Regions from separate parts of the Homo sapiens genome. Here regions 1, 3, 4 and 5 are each linked to region 2. Evidence: chromatin contacts called from ENCODE Hi-C or POLR2A ChIA-PET data. All regions are on one chromosome and are shown on one strand. The core of a region is the stretch at or near the end of the contact, and the rest is flanking DNA. Distances in the headings are between cores, read along the strand shown.

Evidence for each region. Hi-C counts contacts between places; a loop is a spot of excess contacts on that map. ChIA-PET counts read pairs that join two places held with the same protein, here RNA polymerase II (POLR2A). Pooled maps may share reads with other maps.
Region 1: a pooled map shows a loop between it and region 2 (10-fold over the local background). The contact joins the promoter of DYNC1LI2 here to the promoter of TMEM208 in region 2. A Hi-C loop is called at or near these places in 6 of 50 pooled maps. POLR2A ChIA-PET finds 5 or more read pairs at or near these places in 2 of 52 experiments (Caco-2 and activated T-cell).
Region 3: a loop to region 2 is called in a pooled map, with 20 times the contacts of the local background. The contact joins the promoter of GFOD2 here to the promoter of TMEM208 in region 2. A Hi-C loop is called at or near these places in 10 of 50 pooled maps. POLR2A ChIA-PET finds 5 or more read pairs at or near these places in 2 of 52 experiments (T-cell and activated CD4-positive, alpha-beta T cell).
Region 4: a loop to region 2 is called in a pooled map, with 3 times the contacts of the local background. The contact joins the enhancer-like site here to the promoter of TMEM208 in region 2. A Hi-C loop is called at or near these places in 4 of 50 pooled maps. POLR2A ChIA-PET finds 5 or more read pairs at or near these places in 2 of 52 experiments (HepG2 and PC-9).
Region 5: a map of ovary shows a loop between it and region 2 (6-fold over the local background). The contact joins the promoter of ACD here to the promoter of TMEM208 in region 2. A Hi-C loop is called at or near these places in 3 of 168 maps with a recorded cell type or tissue (dorsolateral prefrontal cortex, naive thymus-derived CD4-positive, alpha-beta T cell and ovary), 4 of 37 single-sample maps with no recorded cell type and 18 of 50 pooled maps.

Annotation. Positions count from the first base shown.
Region 1 is chr16:66,748,762-66,753,898 of GRCh38, reverse strand. DYNC1LI2 (dynein cytoplasmic 1 light intermediate chain 2) reads left to right here and starts at 2,290. Exons shown (of 13, transcript NM_006141.3): 1 at 2,290-2,414; 2 at 2,553-2,626; 3 at 4,586-4,702. The coding sequence starts at 2,308. It overlaps DYNC1LI2-DT (DYNC1LI2 divergent transcript), which reads right to left and starts at 2,147. Exons shown (of 2, transcript NR_133569.1): 1 at 999-2,147; 2 at 1-903. RefSeq lists an enhancer at 1,934-2,649 and a silencer at 1,863-2,662.
Region 2 is chr16:67,223,699-67,228,577 of GRCh38, reverse strand. TMEM208 (transmembrane protein 208) reads right to left here and starts at 1,448. Exons shown (of 6, transcript NM_014187.4): 1 at 1,354-1,448; 2 at 647-742; 3 at 164-223; 4 at 1-83. The coding sequence starts at 1,359. It also overlaps the pseudogene FBXL9P. RefSeq lists an enhancer at 1,296-1,645.
Region 3 is chr16:67,715,629-67,720,787 of GRCh38, reverse strand. It overlaps GFOD2 (Gfo/Idh/MocA-like oxidoreductase domain containing 2), which reads left to right and starts at 1,472. Exons shown (of 3, transcript NM_030819.4): 1 at 1,472-1,625. RefSeq lists silencers at 1,555-1,604, 1,665-1,714 and an enhancer at 2,075-2,154.
Region 4 is chr16:67,517,730-67,523,088 of GRCh38, reverse strand. It overlaps LOC100505942 (a long non-coding RNA gene), which reads left to right. Exons shown (of 2, transcript NR_104656.1): 2 at 4,704-5,359. It also overlaps a transcript of RIPOR1 not described here. Among named protein-coding and RNA genes, the nearest start is that of RIPOR1, 8.4 kb to the left of the region's middle. RefSeq lists enhancers at 1,499-1,758, 4,178-4,237, 4,498-4,547, 4,558-4,647, 4,778-4,947. Within about 2 kb of position 1,453, at least 39 of the 41 ENCODE cell types and tissues checked have a DNase peak (open chromatin) inside an H3K27ac peak, as active enhancers do.
Region 5 is chr16:67,658,041-67,663,104 of GRCh38, reverse strand. It overlaps ACD (ACD shelterin complex subunit and telomerase recruitment factor), which reads left to right and starts at 2,845. Exons shown (of 12, transcript NM_001082486.2): 1 at 2,845-2,983; 2 at 3,060-3,202; 3 at 3,310-3,403; 4 at 3,492-3,568; 5 at 3,686-3,730; 6 at 3,842-3,876; 7 at 4,026-4,177; 8 at 4,289-4,385; 9 at 4,464-4,550; 10 at 4,743-5,064. The coding sequence starts at 2,885. It overlaps PARD6A (par-6 family cell polarity regulator alpha), which reads right to left and starts at 2,145. Exons shown (of 3, transcript NM_001037281.2): 1 at 2,004-2,145; 2 at 1,428-1,650; 3 at 331-1,209. The coding sequence starts at 2,066. The coding sequence ends at 458. It overlaps ENKD1 (enkurin domain containing 1), which reads left to right. Exons shown (of 7, transcript NM_032140.3): 7 at 1-160. RefSeq lists silencers at 1,879-2,358, 2,669-2,778 and an enhancer at 2,932-3,515.

The DNA.
Region 1 (5,137 bases), core at 1,041-3,540, 480 kb after region 2:
CCCTAAGAAATCCAGCCTGACTGGCATGGGGGGCTAGCTTCTTTGTTAGCATCAGTGAGGTTTTATGGGTTCTACCCTAAGATGTTTCTTGGCATTCTACATGACCAACTCTTAGATTATAGTTAATACAGTAATGACGTTTAGATTATCATTTTTATTTCAAATAATTTCCTATCCTATTCCTATGCATTTTTAAATTAAATTTTACTTTATTTGACAGTCTTACTCTGTCGCCCAGGCTAGAGTGCAGTGGTGTGATCTCAACTCCCTGCAGCCTCTGTCTCCTGGGTTCAAGCAATTATCGTGCTTCAGCCTCCCAGGCAGCTGGGATTACAGGCGGATGCCACCATTCCTGGCTAATTTTTTTTTTTTTTTTTTGTATTTTTAGTAGAGACGGGGTTTGGCCATGTTGGACAGGCTGGTCTGGAACTCCTGACCTCAAGTGATCCGCCAGCCTCGGCCTCCCAAAGTGCCGGGATTACAGGTGTGAGCCACCGTACCTGGCCTTCCTATGCTTTTTTGTTAAACTCTTCCACAGGACTTTAATAGTTCCTGCTAAATTTCAACTTGTTAGATTTAGTCTCTGCTCAGTTTGTCATGCAGTAGATAAGGCAACCCTTCCTGCTTCAGGTCATCCACAACTTCCATGACTGCTGCTGTATTCTTATCCAAGTCACTGATGGCACCCTGAATTGGCTGGCCAGGGCAGGAGGTTTGGGCAGGCCCCTAGCAGCCTCATCTGCTGGTCCCTCCTCTTCATCAGCCACCTCTGGGCTAGTCTTTAATAAGCCTCAGTGCTATCATCCAGCATTGATTTCACTTTCGCATCTAAGATGTGAATTGTCAAATGCCCTGTTGAAATCTGCATTTGCTGTATCTGCAGCATCCGCCTACCTGGTACTCCTGCAAAAAAGAAAGATACTGTGTAAATCTGGTATTCTCTTTTCCTTTAGTGTTTAATCACAAAATTTCACTTAGTGCTGATTAAGCTCACTGGCCTGTAATTTTCATCTCCATCTTCTGTCCTGTGAAAATTCAGCACTGCTTGCCCTTTTAGGACTTCTGGCACTTTGCCTGATTTTCCCAGATTTCCAAGGGAGGAACTCAGTGGGTTTTCACTCTCGTCTTGTTTAAACCTTACATCCAGTTTGGCAGATGATATGCCCATTTGTTTTATCCCGTAATTCATGCCGCCAGATTTTTTGGCATCAGGATCACAATCCTACTCATCTGAAACCTACTTAGGTGGTGCTTTTCTGCCACATTCCACTTCCTTGTGATATTTAGAAATGTCTTGTTAGCCTGTTTCCATAGAGAATGGCAAGAGCCCTCAAGTAGAGGCCACACCTAAAATTAAGCTTGATAATGGAATGTATGTTTTTCCTTCGGTTACTCTCCGCTCTTTCCCTTTTCCATCCCCTTTCCTTTTATTTTTCTCCCCGCTCTGCACCTGCCAGCTGGCCCCCAAGGAAATTAAGGGCTCCTCTTCTGGTGTGAAATGCTGGCTCCCTGAAAACATCATTTTAAAAAGCATGTTAATAAAGCAAAGCCAAGTGTATTATGCACTGCGGTCAAGAGCACTACTTCACAGTCTTTAGTCTTCGGAGGAGGAGGGGGAAATGCAGGATATTTATGAGGATTCTGGGGTCTTCCTTAAGGCTAGTCTTTCAATGCAGGGCTTGAGTAGGGTTAGGCCAAGTTCATGATATAATGGTCCAAGGTTGGGGAATAAATTAGAAGTACCGAATGTTATCTTCTAGCCTTGGGTCCTTGGGTGGGTTTCTTAAATTTTTTGAGCTTCAGGTTCCTCATCTGTGAAAGGGTTAGATAAGATTCAGTGAGATAATGTGTGACTCTGGCACATGGTGAGCTCTAGATAAATGGCGCTTTTGTGTCCATCAGTCTCATTCCCAAAGCCTAGGCTTTCGGGTCGGTCATCCGGCTGCCCGACCCGCGACGGCGCAGGGGAATCGGCGAGCGTGGCGGGGTGCTGCGCTGCGCCCCTCAGCCGGCAGAGGCCGCCAGCGCGCCCTCGGTCCGGACGGTGCCCGCCCCTGCCACCGCCTCCCCGCGCATGGCTGCCCCGGCGGCTGCCTGACCGCCGCCCGCCACCTCGGCGGCCTCGCAACCCGTGGGAGCCCGTGGCCATCGCAGACCTAGAGGACACGTTGGGCGGCGCAGTCGCCGCGGCAAGGTCGGCGGGCGGCGCGGCGCGAGGGACGGCGAGCGGGGGGCGGCCCGGCCCGGGTCCTCGCGGGTCCTCGGCGGGCCCGGGGGAGGGCCCTCTTTGTGGCTGCAGTTGGCAAGATGGCGCCGGTGGGGGTGGAGAAGAAGCTGCTGCTAGGTCCCAACGGGCCCGCGGTGGCGGCCGCCGGCGACCTGACCAGTGAGGAGGAGGAAGGCCAGAGCCTATGGTGAGGCCGCGGGCGGTCGGGCCGGGCCGTGGGGGGCGCGGCCTCTGGGCCGGACCGTCGGACACACTGAGGGGCCGACGCGAGCCGGGCCATCCCAGCCCGGCCCGGGGCTGACCACTCTTGCCATTGTCGCCACAGGTCCTCCATTCTGAGCGAAGTGTCCACCCGCGCCAGGTCCAAGCTGCCGTCCGGCAAGAACATCCTGGTCTTCGGTGAGCGCCGGCGGCGGGGCGTTGCCCCAGGTCGCTGGGGTGGGCGAGGCGGGCGCCCCTCCCTCAGGTCCCCGCCTTCCCCGTTCCAGCCGCCTGCCCGCAGCCTGGCGGGAAAGGGACCGTCGGCCCTGGCCGGTCAGCTGGAGAGTGGTCAAGCCTCCAGCGCCTGAGGGTGGGATGCTGCCCTCTTTGGAGAGCGTAGTGGTGCTTTGGGGTTGTCGGCATATTGTTTCAGTCACTTGGCCCTCTATGCCTTCATTGCCTCGACGGTTACCAAATTGAGGTCGTGGAGAGGGGAAGCTAGTAGATGAGATTAGGTGGAGAAGGTGGGAGAACGAGGTGACCTGGGCTCGGAGCTGTGGGGAAATGACCACGGGAGCCTTCTTTGAGCCTCATCAGTAGTGCATAGTCCGAGGTTTTAGGGACTTTGCAGAGGACAGAGAGTCAGCACTGGGGACGTTTCCTCCATTATGCTAGCCCTCACTGCTAGGTTACCTGAGTCAGGTCCCTTACTCCCTCTGGCCTCACTCTCCTCAAGTGAGGGAGTTTGGGTACATTCACACAGCAAGTCCATTTGTTGCTTGGGACCTGTGGGCTGGGCACAGGCTCAGCATAGGCGACTCTTAAACACTATAGAAGAATCTCAGTCTGGTGGAAGACAGATGTATTGGTGATTGCATTGCACCATGCCGATTATTGTGGAAGCATTACACTGCTTAGAGCTGGTGAAGGAGGATGATTCGGGGGTTGAGTATTTTGCAGAAAAGTGTCAGTATGCAGGGACACAGATGACAAGAGGGTGTGGGGTTTGGAAACTGCTAGAAGCGCCTTGTGGTTGGTGGCTGCTAAGGTAAGTTGGGGGCAGATTGTGGGAAGGCTGAAGAGTTAGTGCTGTTTCCTGAAGTTCTCTGATTTTTCAAATGGCTTTTATCTCACCTCCATCCCCCAATTCCCATGGGAATCACTGCCTTGGTAGTTTTCCTACTGTTAGAATGTGTGACCTTTCTCAGGAATTGACTGTGGTAGGTAATACCGGACCCTTAGAGATCTTCAAGAAGTGGGGGATCAAGATCACCAGATCTGAGTTTTAGAAAGAACGCTGCCTGCAGAGGGACAGTAGCTCAAAATGAGCAGGTACTGAAGTCAGGCTGACAGGTCCTCACCTTGGTCTGGATGCAGAGGGCCTGAATAAGGTAGAGGCATTGGAGATGGAGAGGAGGTCTTTGATCTGTGGACTGACTGCCTTTCAATTCTCATGTTCTGTAATTCCATATTATTAAATGGCAGAAGTGCCTAGTAATGTTTGGCGATGGTTCTCCTTGATGTTTAAGGATCCGGGGAAGGGGGGTGTTGTTTGGGTGGAGGGAGATGAAGAAGTGCTTAATAATTAACTGAGATTGTACTGAAGAGTTTTGCTAGGTCTATAATTATTTTCGTCAGTTTCTTAGCCTTCAGAATGTTTGTGAAGGAGATGTACTAAAATCAAAAGTGAATAACTTCCATTCTTCACCATTGTGAAGCAGGATCAGACTTTTTTTAGTTCACAGTACCTGGACTTTTAGGTTAATTGTATCATATTTTGAAGATTTCTTGTTTTTCTTGTGGTGAAACTTTTTCTTGTGAGAAACTAACCCTACCTTTTACTTTCACTTCTCCGAATGCATGTCTTATAAATTATAGATAGGGCCTGTGGACCTGCCTCATTATTTCCCTTTTGAAGTAAGGATAACTGCAGTAGAATGTCATTTTAGATCTTGGAATTTGCTGCCTTTACCACCCTCTCCTCCCCACCCTCCCAACCACTCTTCCAGCAAAGTCCTTTGTTTATGAAAGCAGGTGAGACTTCAACAGCAGACTTTGCATGAAATTCTTAGTTTCTCCGTGTCATGTGAGTGTCATGCCTCCCCATCCTTGCCCGGAATAAACAGTACACCTTTGTCTTGCAAACATCCTTTGTAGGTGAAGATGGTTCTGGTAAAACAACCCTCATGACTAAACTACAAGGAGCTGAGCATGGCAAAAAAGGAAGAGGCCTAGAATATCTCTACCTCAGTGTCCATGATGAGGACCGAGATGGTGAGTGAAGCATTGGTCCCATGGTAAGGGGGTGTATGCAGGACTCTGACTGCTTCCTTGGGTGCAGTTCCTGCAGCATGGCCAGGCATTCTCAGTTTTCTGTTTGGTTCTCAGAGAGTTAATCACAGAATAGATGAAGTACGTATCTTTTGCAGGACTTAACCCCCTTTATAGAGTATGTTAGCAAAATTGGGGAATGGGACACTTAGCTGTTGCTCTGGCTAGCCTGCCTTTAAAAAGAGATACTGAAGATAAATTTTTACTTAACCCATAAAGGTGGTAAGAAAGATTTTTTAAAGCTTTGGAGTTTTATATGAGAGAAATGCTTGGCTGTCCTGGGGACCATTGTTACTCTGCCTGGTTCTAGTAGAGAATCCGAAGTTGGTGTGGTTTAGAGTGTAACAATTTAACATATGTTAATAGGAGAGTTTCCTG
Region 2 (4,879 bases), core at 199-2,698:
TCCTCAGAGAACGCTGCTCGTGCCATCGAGCTCATAGAGTGGTAGCTGGCCCCATACACTGCCAGACTAAAGCCCAGGGCCAACTGCAGAGCAAGAATGAGGGTATCAAAGGCCAGCCACTGACCCTACGCACTCATCCACCTCCCAGGATGGAGATACTTACCCAGGCCCAAAATGAGGCAGATGAGTAAAAGAAGACCAACGTCACAAGGCAGTAAATGGCCTGCAAGCAATCACAGGATCAGGTTGGGGTCAGAAGTTACCTCCAAACCATGGGTCTCCCTCAACTCTGACCAAGAATTAGGCCAGGCTGTGGGAGGAGCAAGGTTGTTCTTACAGGGTTGAAGAAAGGGCCCTGCTCCCTGAATCCCAAATACCCACTCTCCTCTGACACCCAACTCAGCCCAGGAAAGAAGCCTTTGTGTACTTGGAGGTAGGAAGAGCTCTCAAATTCAGCTACGACTCACGCCTTCATTTTCTTTGTGTTTTACTAGTTAGCACTTTCTCTGTGCCCAGATCTCTCATTTCTTTTTGACTGGAGCTCTCTTCTAGAGCTTTTTCGGGTACCACTCCTCGTCACCAAGCAGGGCTGAGGACTAGGGAACTGACTATAAGTGGGCATAGAAGCAAGGAGGTAGGCACTTACATTGGCCCCCAGTATGATCCGCAGGTAGAACTTCAGAGTCTCTCTGTTCTCTTCAAATATCTGCTTCTTCCCTCTCGTGCCCACTTTGCCCTTGGGCTGCAGAGGAATGATGAGATGCCGTCAGGAGGCCACGGTCCTCCTCATTCTCCCCACCAGCCTGGTGAGCTATAGAGCTCCATCCGCAACTCAGCCAGGTCCCCGTAGTGCAGAAACCTAGCAAAATCCCTGGGATGTCCACCCATCCTCCAGTCCATTCTGCCTAGGGCTGACGCCATCTCTCCAGCACCCGCAGCTAGGATCAATCGCCTCTTGCTCGCCCTGGAACAATTCAATCCTAAGCTAATACCGCCTCTGGATCCCGTGGTAGTCTGGCTTTAGGCTAACGACTCTTCCAAGGGTACTCCTGAGCGGAGTTGAATGGTGCCTCTCTCAGGCCTCCGCTGGCGTAGTCCCGATCTGGGTTAACCCCCACCTCAGGTCACTTAGATCTCTGGCCTGCCCTGGTACTGATGCCCACCCCGCTCTGGCACTAGTCCTGGTATGGTCCTGCGCCGCCATCCCCCCAGCCCAGCTCTAGCACGGTCTGGCCAGGGATGGCGCCCCGCTCTGGCCCACCCCATATCCCTTAATGTTCTTTCTCAGTTTTCACTCTCACAGCCCCTGGAGAGCTTTGCTGGTGCGGACCCCGCCCTATCCATCCTCCTTACCGCCATGGTGCGAGGCAAATACCCAGCCCGGGAAACACGGGAGAGCGACCGAAACCGCAATCACTAAGCACCACATCGGCAGCTCATGCACTTCCGGCGCAGACCGAAGTCGTCAGCTTTTGCGACGGAAATAGGTCTCACTTCCTTCCCAAGCCCCGCCCCAAAGAGGCGAGACTACATTTCCCAGAAAGCCTTGCGCAGTGGGGGCGGAGGCGGCAGGGATGCGATGGCGGAGTCGCTGCCCCTGGAGGTGAGAGGAAGCCGCCCTCAGGCCTAGCTCTGGACAGGCCCCGCCCTCGCGGTCCTGAGCTTTGGGGAGGGGCTGTCAGATAGCTAGCCCGGCCCCTCCAGCCTGGCGGAAACGACCCGCCCTCCCGATCCCGGGACCTTCTAGCTCTGGGTAACGGTTCCTCCTTTGGGCCACTCTGTCCCTTTAGCTTGGGGGACCGTCCTCCCCTTCCCTATCGGCCCCAGAAGATAGCTGCCCTGTCATCTCCGCGAGAACAGGCCCTCTGCCCATCCCCTTCCCTTGAAGTGGCTGTCTCCTCCCCGCTCAGTTCTGGAAGATGTCCGCTCCATCTCATCGTCCCGAAGGGTAACTGATCTTATCCCCATTGGTCCCTTGGGATGATCTCTCCATTTCCTACAGAGACGGCCGCCCCTTCTCCCTGGCAGTGGGAAACAGACTGCTCCCTCCCCATCAACTGCAATGATCTCTGAGTTCCTTTAACAAGGATAGGCCTGTTCCCCATTCCTAGGCCCCTAGTGATGGCCGCCCTTACCTCTTTCACTCCGTGGGATGTTTGCTCCTTCCCCTTAGCCAGGGGCAAGACCACTCTGCCCCATCTGCCAGGGAGATAACAGGTTTTGTCTTCAGTGGCCTGTTGGAATGGCTTCTCCATCTCTTTTGTCCTGAGGGTTGGCAGCCCCCTCTCTCTGCCCATGGGAAACAGGCCACCCTTTCCCATCGGTCCTGGAATGATGCTCCTGTCCTTAGCAAAAATAGGCCTGTTCCCACCCCTATTGAGCTTGCAGTGCTATCCCTTTCCCCCTTAGCTTTAGGGGCTATCTATTTCCATCCCCATAGACCCCATGAGTGACCAATCATTATCTCCAGTAGCCCCCTTGAGATGGGACTCATGGGATGGTCACTCCATCCTCATCACTGCCTCCTCTTGTCCCTCTAGAAAGGCCACCCTCTTCTTAGGTCAATGAATTGTGTCCCTTCCCGACTCACCCCAAGGGATGACAGGTTTGTTCCCCTCTCCCTTTGCTCTTGGGCTGGCTGCTTAGCCCCAGAAGACAGGATGGCCACTGTCTTAACTCAGCTCAAACAGGCTTCCGTGCCTCCCTGGAGGGATTGGGACTTGGTCAGTCCCAGTCCCCATCAATACTGTCTTCCCTATGCCTCCCTTCCTGGCCCAGAAGTCTATTCTGCCAGTCATTGTCCTCTCAGTAATGACTGCTTTATTTCCCCGACCCCTTCCCTGAGCATACTCTTGGTGAAAATAGAGGTAGAGGACTGGACTGTCCAACCTTAATTTAATCCAGTAAGCACTGGCTGAGCACTGTGCCTGCGTGCTTGGCATCTGAGAAAGGAAGGAGAGATCACAATGGGTTGGTGAAGTTAAGCTTCAAGAAGGGGATCCCAGGGAAAAGGCCCGCATAGGCAAAAGGAAATAGACATGCTGTGTGCGTAGGGCAATGGGGAGACTGGACTGGGGAAGTTTGGGGACCAGCGAGTCCAATCAGGCACAGAGGCCTGGCAGTGCTGATCCAGGAGTGGAGACTGTCCTGAGAGTACTGTGAACCCTGAAGTTTTACAGCAGGGGTGAGCTGAAACTGAAAACTGTTTTATAGGAAAAATTAACCTTGTGACAGTGTGCATAATGTATTAGCAAGGATGAACTTGGAGGCAAAGAGTTCAGGTGGGAGATTGTGGAAGGAATCCAGGTTTGGGGTGGTAGAAATCTGAGCTACTGAGGTGGGGAAGTTGCAGAGGTAGAAATTTTAGTAACAGCAATCCAGCAACCATTTATGGAACATCTAGTTGTCACACACACACTATATATATGTAAAATTTAATCCCCATGAGGCTATGATCTAGATTTTTTTAAAGTATCCCTATTTTATAGATATGGAAACTGAAACTCCCAGAGGTCAAGTACCTTGTTTAAGGTCACACATCAGTATATGTGGAAGTAGTGGAGCTGGAATTTGAATGAGTTTAGGTTAGCCTGGCCTAAAGCCTGTGCATTACACCTGTATCTGGGAGGAAGGGACAGAATGGTTTGAATAGTTGAAAGTGTTATCAGGTAGATGCACTGTTGGCATTGAAAGGGGAATTTGGGAGGAGAGGCTGTTTTGGGCTGAGGGTAGAACATGAGTTTTGGTTGAGATTAAAGTGATGGCTAAACATTTGCATGGACAGTTGGCAATATGGACTAGCACTTGGATAATAGGACAATATGGGAATATTGAATTGTTGGTTATTCCTGTGTTGGTAAACAGAAAACCAAAAGACCCAGGTCTGAGCCCTGGGAGCCACAGAAGAATCCAAAAACGAGACAATTGGGATGCAGGGAGGAAGATTCCAGAAGAAAAGAAGAGTTAATATCAAATCATTCTAGGCCTCACTGGTAACCCCTTCCCCAGTCCCATTTAGGACCTCTAACCTCACCACCCCCTAGGTGGGGGGAAGGGCCTGAGCCTCCCAGGCTAGGTCTTGCTGGGAGCGCATCTTAACAACCAGTGGAGAGGGCAAGGTGGCAGTGAAGAAGACAGAAAAACAGCAGGGTCCCAGAGCCTGAGCCATGAGGGCAGGAGGACCAAGCATGACTTCCTGAGGACCAGAGTGAGCACACCTGGCCTGCTGTGCTCTAGGTCCTATGCAAGACACTTGGCTGTGTTCTTTAATTCTCACAATAATCCATTTAAATCTCACTACAATTGCAATTTCACAGATAAGGAAAACAAAGTTCGAGAGGTCAGTTGGCAGAGTAGAGATTTGAACTAGGTTTATCTGGCCTCAATGCCCAGGCTTTTTCTACCCAGCTAGGCAGGAAGTTTGATTCTTATCAGTCAGTGCAAGCCTGCACCCAGCTCAGGAAAGGTTTGTTTACAGGAAAGATACCTGAAGCCTGGAGCGGGGAAGTGAATGCTTCGTGAAGCTTCACATCCAAGATAAAGTAGAAGCCAGGGCTCTGGTGCCCTCAGACCCATGGTGCTGTCAGCTGGAGTGGGTTCCAAAGACCTCCCACCTCTAACAGTCCCCAATGCCCTGTCTTTTTCCCTCAGATGCTCACATATATTCTGAGCTTCCTGCCTCTGTCAGATCAGAAAGAGGCCTCCCTCGTGAGTTGGGCTTGGTACCGTGCTGCCCAGAATGCCCTTCGGGAGGTAAGGCACCCACCCTCCCCCGTCCCATCCTCAGGTGTTTCTTACTTCAGCTTACTCGTGGCCCTGCTCATGTATCTCCATCCATCTATCCATCCATCCATCCATCCATTCATATGCTCATACATAC
Region 3 (5,159 bases), core at 223-2,722, 490 kb before region 2:
TTATGGATGTTCACAGTGATCGCCACCAGCTAATTAAAAGCTCAATCCTGTGTTAAAATGTGTTGCTTAACCCTGCACTTTCCAAACTTAAGTTACTACAGACTGTGTCACTCAGCAGAATCTTACAGGACTATTACTCTATAGAATGCTCTTAGGGAAGAGGTAGCATAAAGGGGAAAATATGGGTTTTAGATTAAGCATAAAGTCCTGGTTCTATATAAGTAAAGCCAGAGTAGGCTCATTTCCCCCTAGACTAGTGGTTCTCAACTGGGAATGATTTTGCTCCCAGGGAGACACTTGGCAATGTCTGGAGATATTTTTGGTAGTCACAACTGGGCTTGGGGTGCTACTGGCATCTACTGGGTAGAGCCAGGGATGCTGCCAAACATCCTACAATGCAGACAGCTCCCCCCACCCCTGCCCAACAAAGAATTATCAGGTCCAAAATGTCAATAGTGCCACTGTTGAGAAATCCTACTCAAGAAGAGTGGAACTCCGAACAATGACTAAGAAACAGATCAAACAGGCACATTTTGACTCTGCCTTCCTTCTGCCTGGCTCTAGAGGATCCAGGAGAGAAAGGATAAAATCCCATCAGAAGAGGGGGGGTTTAGGGGTTACAACTTCTCATCACTTTGGAAGCCTTCCATGCTCCTCACAGAGGTGGTAGGAGTCCTGTCTCCGCTCAAAGCAGGGATAGCTCTGCTGCTAGTTAGCATATCTCAGTAGGAACTGCCTCACGCTTAGGTCAGCTGACATATTCTGTCACCACAGGCTGCTCTGGAATGATGGCTGGGAGATCATCCTAATGCCAGCTGAGTGGGGATCTTGATACTCAGCAGGAGGGTCAGACAAGCAGGGACGGGGGCTCCCCATGCAGATACAAACCCCAATCACATTTCCTACACAGGCAGTTTTATTCTAAGGTCTAACGGCTTCCTTACTCTAGCGGATAGTTTGCTATTTGGTGGGGCATAGGCTTCAGTAAAGAGGCCAAGGGGACTGAGGTTACAGTCTTGAAGAGCACTGATATTTAAGGAACAATCAAAAAACATCCAGAGGAAGAGGAGCCCAGACAGGCACCTGAGAAAACGGAAAAACGAGTCACTGGGGGTCAGGGAGCCAGGAAGTCCGACGAGTTCGAGAGAACTGGCCTTCTGCAGATATGTCCTTGTCCAACACGAAACCGTCTTTCATTCCAGGACAACTGAGGCTACCCACAGCTACCAAAACCTGGTCCCTGACGCCGGTCAGCGGACCGGAGAGAAGCCAAGCTTAGGAAACTGCCGCCTCCGCCGCCGGAAATGAATAACCTGAGCCTCCTAGCCAGGCTGCTTAAGCTCCGCCCCCAAAAAGCGAGCATGCGCAGCTCCCGGCTACGGCCCCTCCCAGCGCAGGCCCATCCCCGTTATGGAGCATGCGCAGTCCTCCTGCCGTCCCGCCCCTCCCTTTCCAGAGCCCCCAGTTCCTTAGAAACCAGGCGGCGCGTTCCCGGTGGCGGCGCCCTGGACTCCCGGGCCCGCGCATCCCCGCCAGCCTTCCTTAAGGCGGATGGGTGGCCCCCGAGACCCCGTCGGACCCATGGTTTCCAGTGCAGCGCGGAGTGGGCGATGCCAGCGTGCCAGGTGAGAGGCGGCCACCGGTGGCGGGTGAGGGCGAAAGAGGGCATGGCGCGGCCGGGAGCGGGCGCCGACAGGGCCTTCTCCGCGGCCCGGCGCCGGAGGTTGGAGGCGTGGACCCGCAGAGCCGGGGTTGGAGGGGGCTTGTTCCAACTGCCTGCAGGCGCGTGGAGTGGAGGGTCGCCTTGGGATTCGCCCTTTCCACCGCAGAAATAGGACCCGCAGGCTTGGTGGTAGAATTATAGGATTTGGGATCCTGGAAGAACCTGAGACATAACCCATCCTTTTACCAGATGCAAAAACCTAGTCTCCCCCGCCCTGTGCCGAGCGGACCACCTGACTGTGTGAGGATGGACGCTTTGTGGATGAGGATGTGTGAGGTGTAGAAGCTCAGACAAAGGGCTCGTGGGGTAGCTGGTTCGTCCCCTTTCAGAATGAGATGGGACTTTTGGGGATAAATCTTTAAGAAACGGGTGTTCAGTTGACAGGTGGAAGAAGGGACACCCCAGAAGGTGCGAGTGGCTCTGCCAGCTCCCATGTGCCCTATGGCCACGTCTCAATGGCCCTGGCCTACCTTTGTATTTGTAGCTCTGGAAGGAAGCAGATGGACTTGAGACAAAAGGTGAAGTGAGGTCTTCCCATCAAGGCCCTATCACACTTAAAAGGTGAGGGAGGAAGAGTGGACAGGGACATGAGGGCTTGGGAATGGTTGTGTGAAGAGTTTACCCTCCAGACTACAGCACGATCTAAAGAACAAGGCAGGATAGAAGAGTTGAAAGCTGTATTGGATAGGCATCAGGGAAGCTTATTTAACTGTCTTATTTATGTTCATTGTTCCCATAATGTTATCCTGAGGGCAAGAAAGTGGATGTCCTTTTAAATGTCCAGAAAGAACTAGGGCAGGGCACCACCTTTGTGATCTGTGGGGCCCAAAAGCCTCTAAAGGAATAGCCCTTAGTGTGTGGCCCTTAAGTTGAAGGGAACAGCATTTAATTTAGAAAAGGAAGGCACTTAAATTTATTGTGATATGGAGCAATATAGAGAAGATGGTTGTTTTTGAGTCGGGGAAGCTAGATTCATTCTTGATAAGGAAACTTATTTCCTTCTGGAAAGCTACACTAGAGAACAAAAGAGTTTTAAGGCCATCCATTTTACAGGAAACGTGAAAAAATTAACTGCTTTGGGATTGGGAGTTTAGAGAACCTGCCTGGACCAAGAGAGGAAATTTTCAACAGACGGTTCTGTTGGTCGAATCCTTATTTCACAGATAAAGATTCTGTTGTGAGAGGTTATCTCTTACCACCTGGTTTTCCCACTTTGCCATGGAATAATCATTGGTCTGGGTCTAATTCTCTATCTATCTATCTATCTATCTATCGAGACGGAGTCTCACTCTGTCACCCAGACTGGAGTGCAGTGGTGCGATCTCGGCTCACTGCAATCTCCGCCTCCCAGGTTCAAGCGATTCTCTGGCCTCAACCTCCTGAGTAGCTGGGACTACAGGCATGTACCACCACGCCCAGCTAATTTTTGTATGTTTAGTAGAGAAGGGGTTTCACCATGTTGGCCAGGCTGGTCTTGAACTCCTGACCTCAGATGATCTGCCTGCCTTGGCCTCCCAAAGTGCTGGGATAACAGGTGTGAGCCACCACACCCAGCCCTCATTATTATTTTTATTTGCTAGGGCAATTGCTATCTGATTTCTATAGTAATACTAGAACACATTGGTAGTAGAACTAGCAATTTTTTAGAAAGCCTCCTCTGACCCAAAACTTAAAAATTAGAACTATGTGATTTTTAAAAGATGGTCCCTGATTCTAATCATCAAAGTCAGTTTGTCCCTAGCTTGATAAAAACTAATTTTCTATTTACATTTGACTTTGCAGCAGGTTTTTCCCCTTGCCCTTATAAGAAGATACATTGGAAGTATAATAATGTTAACAGGTGAAATCAGTTTAAAGAAGAAAGCTTTGGGCCGGGCGCAGTAGCTCATGCCTGTAATCCTAGCACTTTGAGAGACCAAGGTGGGTGGATCACCTGAGGTCAGGAGTTTGAGACCAGCCTCACCAACATAATGAAACCCCGTCTCTACTAAAAATACAAAATTATCGGGGCATGGTGGTGCACGCCTGTAATCCCAGCTACTTGGGAGGCTGAGGCAGGAGAATCGCTTGAACCTGGGAGGCAAAATTTGCAGTGAGTCGAGATCGCGCCATTGCACTCCAGCCTGGACAAGAGCTAAACTCTGTTTCAAAAAACAAAAAAAGAAGAAGAAAACTTTGTCTTGGCTTCATAATTCAGCATCATACCATAACTATGGGTATTGTGACTGTGCTTTTTACCAACTTTTCTTGCACCTGTGGGGTTATTTTGTATAAATACCTCAGGAGTTATAATGGGGCATTATCAAAAGCAAATGTAACCTCTGGGGAAAATCAGTACTGTTAACCAAATTCTGTCAGAAAGGCTTCATGAAAATCATTGTGTTCTGTGCAGAAACCTTCATTACTTTCACGTTGACCCAGAGGAAGGTAAGACAAGTAGGCCAAAATCAAGTCAAGGTAAAATGGAAGGGAGCAGTTGCCACCTGTGGAACTGGATGGACTGTGGGAGGGTGTTTTGAACGTGGGCACAAATACTTTGAATGAGCTTTTGGAGAGGGTACTGCTTAAATACGGCTGTGGTGTGACCTGTGGATTTGTGTGAGTTTTCTGAACTCCAATCAGAAAAACACTTGTTTTCAGAGAAAGGTAGACTTACAGAGGACTCTCAAAAGTCCTGGTTGCTATGACAGTGAAACCTTTGACAAATAATTACTTAACTTCTATGCCATTTTCTGGAGCAGCTGAGGGCAGTTATCATATCTGGCCTGTAATAAAGTAATCAACAGTGTTTGACAGGCCAACCATGAGGAAACCCTACCAGATAAACCAGCAATGCTAATAGAAGCTACTTTCACTGAACTGATTTTCTAGTTTTCCCATAAGAGGAGAAATGGAATGGGGATGCAATGTCATCTGATGTTAGAAGTTGAAATGCAGAGGTCGGTGTTCAGAAAACACAGGATCAGAGAGACCACTAACTTAGAAATAGGAAAAGTGCCTTTCTGATGCCTGAAAAGTCACTCATGCATATTTATTTTTAAATGTTTATTCATTTTTGAGACAGGGTCTTGCTCTGTCACCAAGCCTGGAGTACAGTGGCGTGATCACAGCTCACTGCAGCCTCTGACTCCTGGGCTCAAGTGATCCTCCCACCTCAGCCTCCTGAGTAGCTGGGACCACAGGTGCATGCCACCATAGACAGCTAATAAAACAAGTTTTTTTTTTTTTTGTAGAGATGGGGGTCTCTATAACAGGGGGTCCAATTCTAGAACAAATCCACAATTGGAATTAGAGTACATCTAGGAAAGAATGGAATTGGAGATTTTGCTATTTTTGAGAACTTATATACAGTATAGTAATGGAACATTATCTTTCTTGCATTCAAAAGTAGTAGATTTATATTAGCAAACTTAAAAGCAAACTGAAATTTGGAGTC
Region 4 (5,359 bases), core at 204-2,703, 290 kb before region 2:
GGCCCCTGCTCTCAAGTTTACACTCTGCCAAAGGAGACTGACAATAAATGAGTTAACATATAAACAAGATGATTTCAGAGAGAGGGAGAGAGGAGAGCTGTGAAGAAGCCAAACCAGGTAATGTGGTTTGGAGTGGTGGGGCTGAGGGGCTGCTTTCGTCAGGTTGGTCAGGGAAGGCCTCTTTGAGGCAGTGACATTGGAGCTGAGACTTGAGTGACAGGAAAGAAACAGTCACTGAACAACCCAGAGGAAGAGTGTCCCAGGCAGAGGGAACAGCAAAGGCGGGGGGTTGGGGGGCTGGGAGGTGAGAATGAGCTAGTGGTAGTTGAGCCATGTGGGCTAGAGGAGAGGTCAGGAGGTGAGGTCTGAGAGGTGAGTGGGGTGAGGGCGGGGTAGGGAGTGAGGGTTTTATATCTGAACATGGAAAGGCACTCAATATAATAAGCATGGTGGAGGCCGGATGCAGTGGCTCATGCCTGTAATCCCAACACTTTGGGTGGCTGAGGCGGGCAGATCATGAGGTCAAGAGATCGAGACCATCCTGGCCAATATGGTGAAACCCCGTCTCTACTAAAAATACAAAAATTGGCCAGGCGCGGTGGCTCACGCCTGTGATCTCAGCACTTTGGGAGGCTGAGGCAGGTGGATCACCTGAGGTCAGGAGTTCGAGACCAGCCTGGCCAATATGGGGATACCCCGTCTCTACTAAAAATACAAAATAAGCCAGGCATGGTGATGTGTGCCTGTAATCCCAGCTACTCGGGAGGCTGAGGCAGGAGAATTGCTGGAACCTGGGAGGCGGAGGTTTCAGTGAGCCGAGATCGCGCCACTGCACTCCAGCCTGGGGAACAGAGCAAGACTCTGTCTCAAAAAAAAAAAAAAAAAAAAAAAAAAAAATCTGGGCGTGGTGGCACACGCCTGTAGTCTCAGCTACTCGGGAGGCTGAGGCAGAAGAATCGCTTGAATCCGGGAGGCAGAGGTTGCAGTGAGCTGAGATCGCACCACTGCACTCCAGCCTGGCGACAGAGCGAGACTCTGTCTCAAACAACAACAACAACAACAAAAAACATGGTGGAGTGGAGAAAGTTCCAGAACAGCCTGCATAGCAGGAATCTCCTCAGGTGAGACCTGCATCCATCGGTCCTGAGAGCCACAATGCCCGTCATCTCTGGGCGTTGTACTTTCATTTGGTTTATTTTCTTCTTTGTATTTATTCATACAAATAATGGTTTGCAATCAACATGGCATCGTTTTCAAAAGCAACATGGCCATTACTTATTGGGCCATCTCCAGGCTGGCCTCTGCACTGAGGAGGTGTAAATTTCTAGGCTTGGCAATCGCTTCCCTGGGGACACCGCCTGAGGCTGGCCAGTGTCGCTGTCATTGTCCCCGCTAGTCCAGCCTCGGCCTCCAGGGGGAGCTGTGAGCTGGGCGGTGCTCTGCTGGTTTGGGCAAGGGGTGGGGCGATTGACTGTGTGTCTCGCGGTCTGGGCTGGGCGTCCTTCCTTCCTTCCTGACTCCTTTCTCCTAAGGGACAAGTGGGAGGGACGTCTTCGCCTCTCCCAGCTCATGGGATGAACTGCTCCCCTGGGACCCTTTCAGCCCAGGCCCCCTGACAAAGGAAGGCTGCAGTGTGTGGTGCATAGTTTATTTCTGTGAGTTGCTAACGCTAGGTGAACTGCTCTGACAGAGATTTGGAGGGTGTGGTGGTAGGAGAGACCCGGCCACCAGGCATCTGGAAATTCCCCCGTCCCATCGGATGACGACCTGGGGCTGAGAATCCCCAGGCGGAACCCGACTCTGCTCCTAAGAAGTAAAGTTGGTCTTTGGCGCCACCGTCTGGGAAGTGTCTACACTGCAGTTACGGACTTGGCAAAATACCGCCAGCTCAAGGGGGTGCCCCTGGCGGCCAGTCCTGGATTCAAGAACAGTCACTGTAGAGTGCAGTGCACAACCTGTTCGGTTCTGTGTGACAGCTCTGCTGACACTCAGACCTGATCACGGATCCTGGGAACCCCACCACTACCATTAAAACCCCCTCCATATGCCAAAGCCTCTTCAAGAGGGAGAAATGCTCCCTGTCCCTCCACTTCTCAGTCCTCTCCTCCTTTGACCTTTCCAGGTGTGTTGGGCACAGCTGGTCCTCCCCATCTTCTGAAGCGTCCTTTGGCTTCTGTGATCCAAGAGAAGGATTTCTAGCTGCTTCTCTGGCTATCTCCCTTCATGCCCCTCAGTGAGCTCCTCCAGGAGCTCAACCCCCTTACCTCATTTTTTTTTTTCTTTTTTTTTGAGATGGAGTCTCACTCTGTCGCCTAGGCTGTAGTGCAGTGGCACTATCTCGGCTCACTGCCACCTCTGCTTCCTAGGTTTAAGCGATTCTCCTGCCTCAGCCTCCTGAGTAGCTGGGATTACAGGTGCACACCCCATGCCCAGCTAATTTTTGTATTTTTAGTAGAGACGGGGTTTCACCATGTTGGTCAGTCTGCTCTCAAACTCTTGACCTAATGATCTGCCTGCCTCGGCCTCCCAAAGTGCTAGGATTACAGGCGTGACCCACAGCACCTAGCCACACCTCATTCTTGATACTTCTCTCCAGGGTACAACTTCAGGGCCTCTTTTCTTTTTTCTCTTCTCTTCTCTTCTCTTCTCTTATCTTCTCTTCTCTCTTTTCCATCCCTTCCTTCCTTCCTTTTCTTTTCTTTTTTTTTTTTGAGATGGGGTCTCACTGTCACCAGGTTGGAGTGCAGTGGCGCGATCTCAGCTCACTGCAACTTCTGCCTCCCAGGCTCAAGTGATCCTCCCACCTCAGCGTCCTGAGTAGCTGGGACCACAGGCACACACAACCATGCCCGGCTAAATTTTTTTGTATTTTTGGTACAGACAGGGTTTCACCATGTTGTCCAGGCTGGTCTTGAACTCCTGAGCTCAAGTGATCTGCTAACCTCAGCCTCCCAAAGTGCTGGGATCACAGGCATGAGCCACTGCACTCGGCCCTCAGAGTCTTTTTTTTTTTTTTTTTTTTTTTTGAGACGGAGTTTTGCTCTTGTGACCCAGGCTGGAGTTCAATGGCGCCATCTCGGCTCACTGCAACCTCTGCCTCCCAGGTTCAAGCAATTCTTCTGCCTCAGCCTCCCGAGTAGCTGGGATTACAGGTGCCCGCCACCACACCCGGCTAATTTTTGTATTTTTAGTAGAGACAGGGTTTCACCATGTTGGCCAGGCTGGTCTCAAGCTCCTGACCTCAGGTGATCCATCTGCCTCGGCCTCCCACAGTGCTGGGATTACAGGCGTGAGCCACCGCACTGGCCAGAGCCTCCTTTTTGTTCCCACAGTGATGACTTGAGTCTCATCCCCCACATCTCTTGCTCCACTTCCCCCACTTAGGATGACCTTCGGACACCTCCAAATCCATTGTGTAAAGTCAGCCCCATCTCCTCCCTTCAGAACTGCCCTCCCTCCTGGGTCCCCATGTAATCTTTCCCCAGACCTCTTCCCTGACACCCTCCAGCCACCAAGTGAGTCCCCTCTTCCCTATGCCCACTTTCCTGCCCTTGGCTAGACTATCACTTGCCAAGGATACACATCACTCGGTGTCCTTGTTCATTGTCCACGCAGCAGCTGGATGACCTCTGCCCGTGGGACCTGTCTCTCCTCACTTCCCCACTGGCCCCTCACCCCTGGCCAGTTCCTCCTTAGGAGGGCGTAGTTCCAGCTGGACTGAACTTCTTTGTGTCCCTGGATACACCCTGCCTTCCCTACCTCTCCATCTTTGCACAGGGTGGGCCCTGAAGTGTTTTTTTTTTTTTTTTGAAACAGAGTCTTTCTCTGTTGCCCAGGCTGGAGTGCAGTGGCACAATCTCCACTCACTGCAACCTCCGCCTCCCAGGTTCAAGCAATTCTCATGCCTCAGACTCCCAAGTAGCTGGCACTACAAATGTGCATCAGCACGCGTAGTAGTGCATTTTTAGTAGAGGCCGGGTTTCATCGTGTTGTCCAGGCTGGTCTCAAACTCCTGACCTCAGGTGATCCACCCACCTCAGCCTCCCAAATTACTGGGATTACAGGCATGAGCCACTGCGCCTGGCCTGGGCCGTACAGTTGAATGCCTTTTCCTCTTTCCTTCGCCTAACTGCTGCTCACCCTTGAGGTCTCAGCCGAGACCCACTTCCTTTGAGACAGTTTCCTGGACCGCAGGCTGGGTCCGGAACCTCTCCTTCTCTCTTACAAAGCCCTGTGCAGCCCCCTTCTCTGCCCTTGTCTGCCTCCCCTTCCAAGAGCGCCACCTGCTCTGCTCAGGGTTCCACACCCCAAGACCGGGTGCAGGTTGAGTCACCTGACTCTGTCACCCTGCCCAATTCCCAGACTCAGAGGTCCCAGATCTCAGAGGTCACTGAGTTCCAGAGGGAGCAAGGCCATGCTTGAGGGTCGCCACAGTGAGCCAGTGGCCAGGCTGGGCTGGGACCCAGGACTCTTACCTTCCCCTCCAGGGCTCCCGCGCTCCCCCAGATGCCATCATGAGCAGAGTTGGGATCCTTGAGGGCCCAAGGGTCCTCAACCAGAAGGGACTTGGTGGGCTCCTGTCCTGGGGGGATGGCAGCCACCAGCCCAGGCTCTTGAGAGCCCAGGATGCTGGTGAGGGCTGTCCCAGGAAGCCAAGAGAGCCAATGTCAGCACATCTAATGAACTGCCTCCTTCTTCAACAGGGCTGGGCCGTGGGAGTGCTGGCCAACGTGCCAGGCAGGGAGGACCTGAATTCCTGAAGGTGGTGGTGGCAGCTGTTAGGGTCCACAGGTTAATGATCTCCAACGTCACACAGAAGAGAATGTGCTGAGGTGTGACCTCCCTCACCCTGCCTTGGCTGCGTGGGGCACCGTCTCTCCAGGACTCACCCTGCCCCCCAATAGACTGAAGTCTGAAGATCAGCCCAGTCTTCCTTCAGGCCTCAATGCCCTCTCACTTCCCCAGCCCGAGGGACTCCTGGCTCTTCTCGGAGGCTGCTCTGTGGGGTCCCTCCCTTGGGCCTTTGCTAATGCTGTGCCCTCTGCCTGTGCCAGAGGTGGGCCTGGGCCCGTTTCTCAGGGAGCTCCTGAACACCAAGAAATTGAATTGCTTTGTAAATAAACAAAAAGTGCCAAACAAGCCTGCCTGTCACTTGGGAGATGGCCCGTCTCTGCCCCACCAAATTTGCTAATCAAACAAATAACCTAAAATAGAATAGAAAGAACTCATCTAGACTTTTCTTGTACCTCTGCTCCCCAAACAGCTTCTCTTTTCAGGTCTCCGGAGCAGCCCTGTTCTCTCTAGCCCAGGCCTCTGTCAAAAATTCAGCCTGACCTTAATTAATTAATTATTATTATTT
Region 5 (5,064 bases), core at 1,596-4,095, 430 kb before region 2:
AAAGGACAGGGTTGGACCCAATCCCAGAGCAGAGGTCTGAAGACAGGAGCAGGGGGGTGGCCAGTGTCCCTAGAGCACTCTTCCCAGTCACCAGTGGCTGCAGAAGGGCCACCCTAGCCTTTTAACTGCTTTGTCAAAATTAAACATTTTGTACACAGGATTTGTTTCCATAAGAGCTTTTCTTACCCTAAAAATGCCAAGCCTGGTGGCCCTCCTGCTGCTTGATTGCAGGAAGTTCTCCCCAATGTCACTCCTGCCTTAGTCCAGAGCAGAAGGCAAGCTGGTGAGACCAGGGAGGAGGCTGGAACTGGGACACACAAGGACCATGACTGTATTTGTAGAAAACCTTTAATGTTCCCCAGGCTGAGGGAGCCCTGTGAGCCAGCTAAAAACCCCCACTGTGAAGTCCCTGCCATGTCCCAGCAGTGTGGAGTGGCATGGGGCTTCATCCTGACTGTCAGAGGCTGAAGCCACTACCATCTCCTCGAATGCGACTCCCCCAGCCAGAACTGGCCTGCTCCTGGTCATCCAGGGAGGGCAGAGAGCTGCGGGTACCAGGATGTCGGCAGCCAGGGTGCAGGTCCCAGCACGGGGGCCCCTGAGACAGCCCATTGGAACTGGGAGGCTGGCGGTTCTCAATGACCAGGTCACTGCTGTCATCGTCACTATCAGGCTCAGCAGGCCCAGGCCCTGCAGAGGGAGGACCTGTCAAACGCCCAGATGCCCCTCGCACCACGTTATTGCGCTGGTTGGCGGGCTTGACAGTGACAATGAGGTTATGGCTGTTGGCAACCATCATGTCCGTCACTTGGTCCAAGGTCTTCCCGGCTACTTCAATGCCATTGACCTCGAGGATCTCATCACTGACCGCCAGCAGCCCTGTACTCTCAGCCAGACCCCCACGTACCAGGCGGGAGATGAAGATTCCTGGAACCCGCTCCAGGCCCTGGGGAGCCACACGCACGCTCATGCCATCTCGGATGTAGAAGCCCAGGGGGCGGTCTGAACCATGCTTGTGCAGCCGCACCCGTCGGTGGGTCTCAGGCAGTAGGTCCACGTCTATGACTGAGGAAACCTGGCGGAAATCTTGGGGCAGGCTGATTAGCAAGGGTGGCCGGGTGCGCAGGGGTGCCACTGGCCGCAGCAAGAGCCCTTTCTTGCGCCGCTGCAGAGAGTTGGAGGCAAAAGCCAGGCCGCTGGAGTCAGCTTCTGCTGCAGAAGAGGGGGGATGTTGAGATCAGAGACCTGCTCCCCGACTTGGGCTGTTTACAGGGGGCACTGTAGCTATTTCCTACCACTTAGAGGTCAAGCCAAGGGCAGGGACTGCAGAGGGTGACGCTTGGGTACCCTGGGCATGGACTAACCCTTGTAGACCTGCCCCACAGACACCTTACCCCACAGAGGCTGCCCACTGTACCCCTCCTCACCCCGCTTCTGCACCAGTAGGCGCAGTGGCGGGGGCCCGCTGGCCAGGGCCCGGTGCAGGCTGTCGTCGTTGGTGAGGGGCAGCAGGTCGCCATGAGCATCCGTATAGCCAAGTAGCACGTCCAGGCCCGGGATCTGGTGCACCGCCCGCAGCAACCGCGAGAACTCCTGGAAGCCGCTCACCGAAGCGCGAGGCAGCGCGAAGCGTCGGAACTCGGCGTCAAACTGGAAGTCGGGGTTGGGGGAGAGGAGGAGTCAGGACAGCCTGCGCCCCTTTCTCACCGCAGGCTGGCAGGAATGGGAAAGATGCGGCTGCCGCTTTTGCGGCAGCCTTAAGCCCAGACCTCAGCTCCAGTACCAGGGACGCTGTCCAAGGTCTTCTTACCGCCCTCCAGGTACTCAGGCCACAGAGAGCTGGAGACCAGCAGTGGAGGAAGGAAGACGGATGGGGGAAGGCGAGCAGAAAAGCAGAATGGGACTTGGAGGATAGAGGGAAGAGGTGGCGGGGACCAAGGAGCTGGGAAGGGGAGAAAGAGGGAATTGGGAGCGCCTAGGGCCGAGGCCGGAGGAGCCCTTACTTTGCTCTTCACCTCGACGATGCTATCGGGACTGCGCGCCGGAGTCCTCTGCGGCCGGGCCATGGCGGGGCCGGGCGGGCCGGGGACGGTGCCCCAGGCGGCCCGCCGAGGCGCAGGTGCACAGCCCGGCCGGCCCGCCCGCGCCGCCCCGCCCCTGGCGGTAGCACACGCCCCGCCTTCCCATCCGGAGCGTGACGTCAAGGGGGCAGCGACGCAGAGTGGAACGCGGAGTCCACGTTTCCTAGGAAACGGAGCCGTGGATGGAGAGGAGCCGTCCTCCGCTCTTGCGTCATCACGCTGAGGTCCGCGCGCCCCCGGAGTCTGGGGAGCAGGGCTCCGCCAATCCGAGGGGAGGGCGAAGGAAGTACCATTTATTTAGCGCTGTGTGTGTGCTCTTATTTCCACTGGCCTTACAAGACCGTGCACTGTGTAGATGAGGAAACTGAGTCATAATAAATATGTGCTGAACCGTTCGGGGGTCACACGGTGCTGAAATGGTTTCGAGTCAACTCGCTCGGACGGCACTCGGCCTCAGCCTCCGGCCCTGGAACCCTCTCCAGGGACGGGACCAGCCCTTGTTCTGTTCCCTACCGGTACCACAGGAATCTTGACGAACGGCCCAAATGCCTGGCCGCTGTCAGAGTGACGCCGCGATGAGAGTAAACGGGCCAGCATCCCGTGCACCAGCGGGGTGGACCAGCGGGAGTCTGCACACAGGCCCCCGAGCAGGACGCCCTCGTGCGCAGGCGCGGGGTGTACGTGGGCGGGGCCTCCTCCTCCGGCCCCGCCCAGCGAAGGAGCTTCCTCTTCCGAGGAAAGGCGGGGCCTGGGCGCCCGCGGGAAACCCGGGCCCGTTGCATCCGCTGGGTGTAGCCGTGGGGATGGCAGGTTCGGGGAGGCTGGTCCTACGGCCCTGGATTCGGGAGCTGATTCTGGGGTCAGAGACACCCTCCAGTCCACGAGCCGGGCAGCTGCTTGAGGTGAGCCCCCATTCAGGGCCCGGAGACCGAGGCGGAGGCCCGGGGTGGTGGGATTGACGCCGCTCGCCGCCGTCAGGTACTACAGGACGCCGAGGCCGCGGTCGCGGGCCCATCCCACGCCCCTGATACGTCCGACGTCGGGGCCACGCTGCTTGTGTCTGACGGGACCCACAGTGTCCGATGCCTGGTGACGCGGGAGGCCCTGGACACCTCGGACTGGTGAGAGGCCCCGCGCGGCTCTGGAGGTCGGAGTCCGGCAGGAGAGCGCGAGGTGGGCGGGCCTTGTGTTCAGGTGGGCCCGGCAGTGAGGATCCTGCTTGTTGCAGGGAGGAGAAGGAGTTCGGCTTCCGCGGGACAGAGGGCCGGCTGCTGCTGCTGCAGGACTGCGGGGTTCATGTCCAGGTCGCTGAGGGCGGCGCGGTGAGTGGTGAGACTGCCTTGGGCGGGTTACCGGGCATGACTCTTCGTGACGATTCTGAGACCCCCCCTTCCCCCCGAACTCCTCCAGCCCGCAGAGTTCTATCTCCAGGTGGACCGCTTCAGCCTGCTGCCCACGGAGCAGCCCCGGCTACGGGTGCCTGGTTGGTAAGTGATGCCTCCGCCCTCCAGCAGCTCTCCCCACCCCAGCCTGGCCGGCGCTGGCAGACGCCTATGGGGTAGGAGGGCTTGGGCCCCCATTAACTACCCTTCTCTTTTTCTTAGCAACCAAGACTTAGATGTTCAGAAAAAGCTCTATGACTGCCTTGAGTGAGTCTGGGGTTGGGCTCGGGGGCCACGTGTTGTTTGGTGAGGGGATGGTGTATCTAGGTAGACAGGCCTCAGCATGGTTCCTGAGTCCTGGCCACTCTCTTCCTGTAGGGAGCACCTTTCAGAGTCCACCTCGTCCAATGCAGGTACTGTAGAGCTTGACCAGTGATCCTAACACGCTGTGCAGTGATCTCTCCAGCCTTAACCTTATGCTTCCTCAATAAGCTGTCTTCCCCCTCACCCTCCTGGTCCTCCCCTTTAAGCCTTGACTCATCCCATGGTCCCCTGTCCCCAGGCCTATCACTGTCCCAGCTTCTGGATGAAATGCGGGAGGACCAGGAGCATCAGGGGGCACTCGTGTGCCTGGCTGAAAGCTGCCTGACACTGGAGGGCCCTTGCACAGCACCCCCTGTCACCCACTGGGCTGCCTCACGATGCAAGGCCACGGTCAGTCTGGGGATTTGCTTGGGAGATGTCAGGGTGAGGAGTTGGGCAAGGGTCATATCCCACAGGACATGAGAGTAAACGGGCCTGTCCTACAGAGTTCATGTCCCACAGGGAGAAGCTGTGTACACTGTCCCCAGCTCAATGCTGTGCATCTCTGAGAATGACCAGCTAATTCTGAGCTCTCTAGGCCCCTGTCAGAGGACACAGGGTAAGGGGGACTGGAGAGGTTGGGGGGATACCTGGGGCCCAGGTCCACAGTGCTGATAAGACTTCCTGAACCCCCCAGGCCCTGAGCTGCCCCCACCAGACCCGGCTCTGCAGGACCTATCTCTGACCCTCATAGCCTCTCCTCCTTCCTCACCCAGTTCCTCAGGTGAGGTGATGCACAGGTCACAGGCACTCACTGCCGCCTGTCAGTCAGGTTCCCGGGCTGCGCAGGATGCTGTGAAAGGTGCACGGTGGGTGGGGGATGAACACGGTCCCTGCAGTCCTGTCTGAGCTCGCAGGCCACTCAGCTGCCCTGAGCGGAGAGGGCTGTGCCTACAATAAGTCCCCTCCTCCTCAGGAACCCCGGCCTTACCCGGCCACATGTCATCCGAGGAAAGTGGTACCAGCATCAGCCTTCTGCCTGCCCTGTCCTTGGCTGCTCCAGACCCAGGGCAGAGAAGCAGCTCCCAGCCCTCACCAGCCATCTGCTCAGCCCCTGCCACCCTGACCCCCAGGTCCCCACACGCCAGCCGTACCCCCAGCTCCCCACTCCAGAGCTGCACTCCCAGTCTCTCACCCCGTAGCCATGTCCCCAGTCCACACCAGGCTCTTGTGACCAGGCCCCAGAAACCTAGCCTGGAGTTCAAGGAGTTTGTAGGGTTGCCCTGCAAGAATCGGCC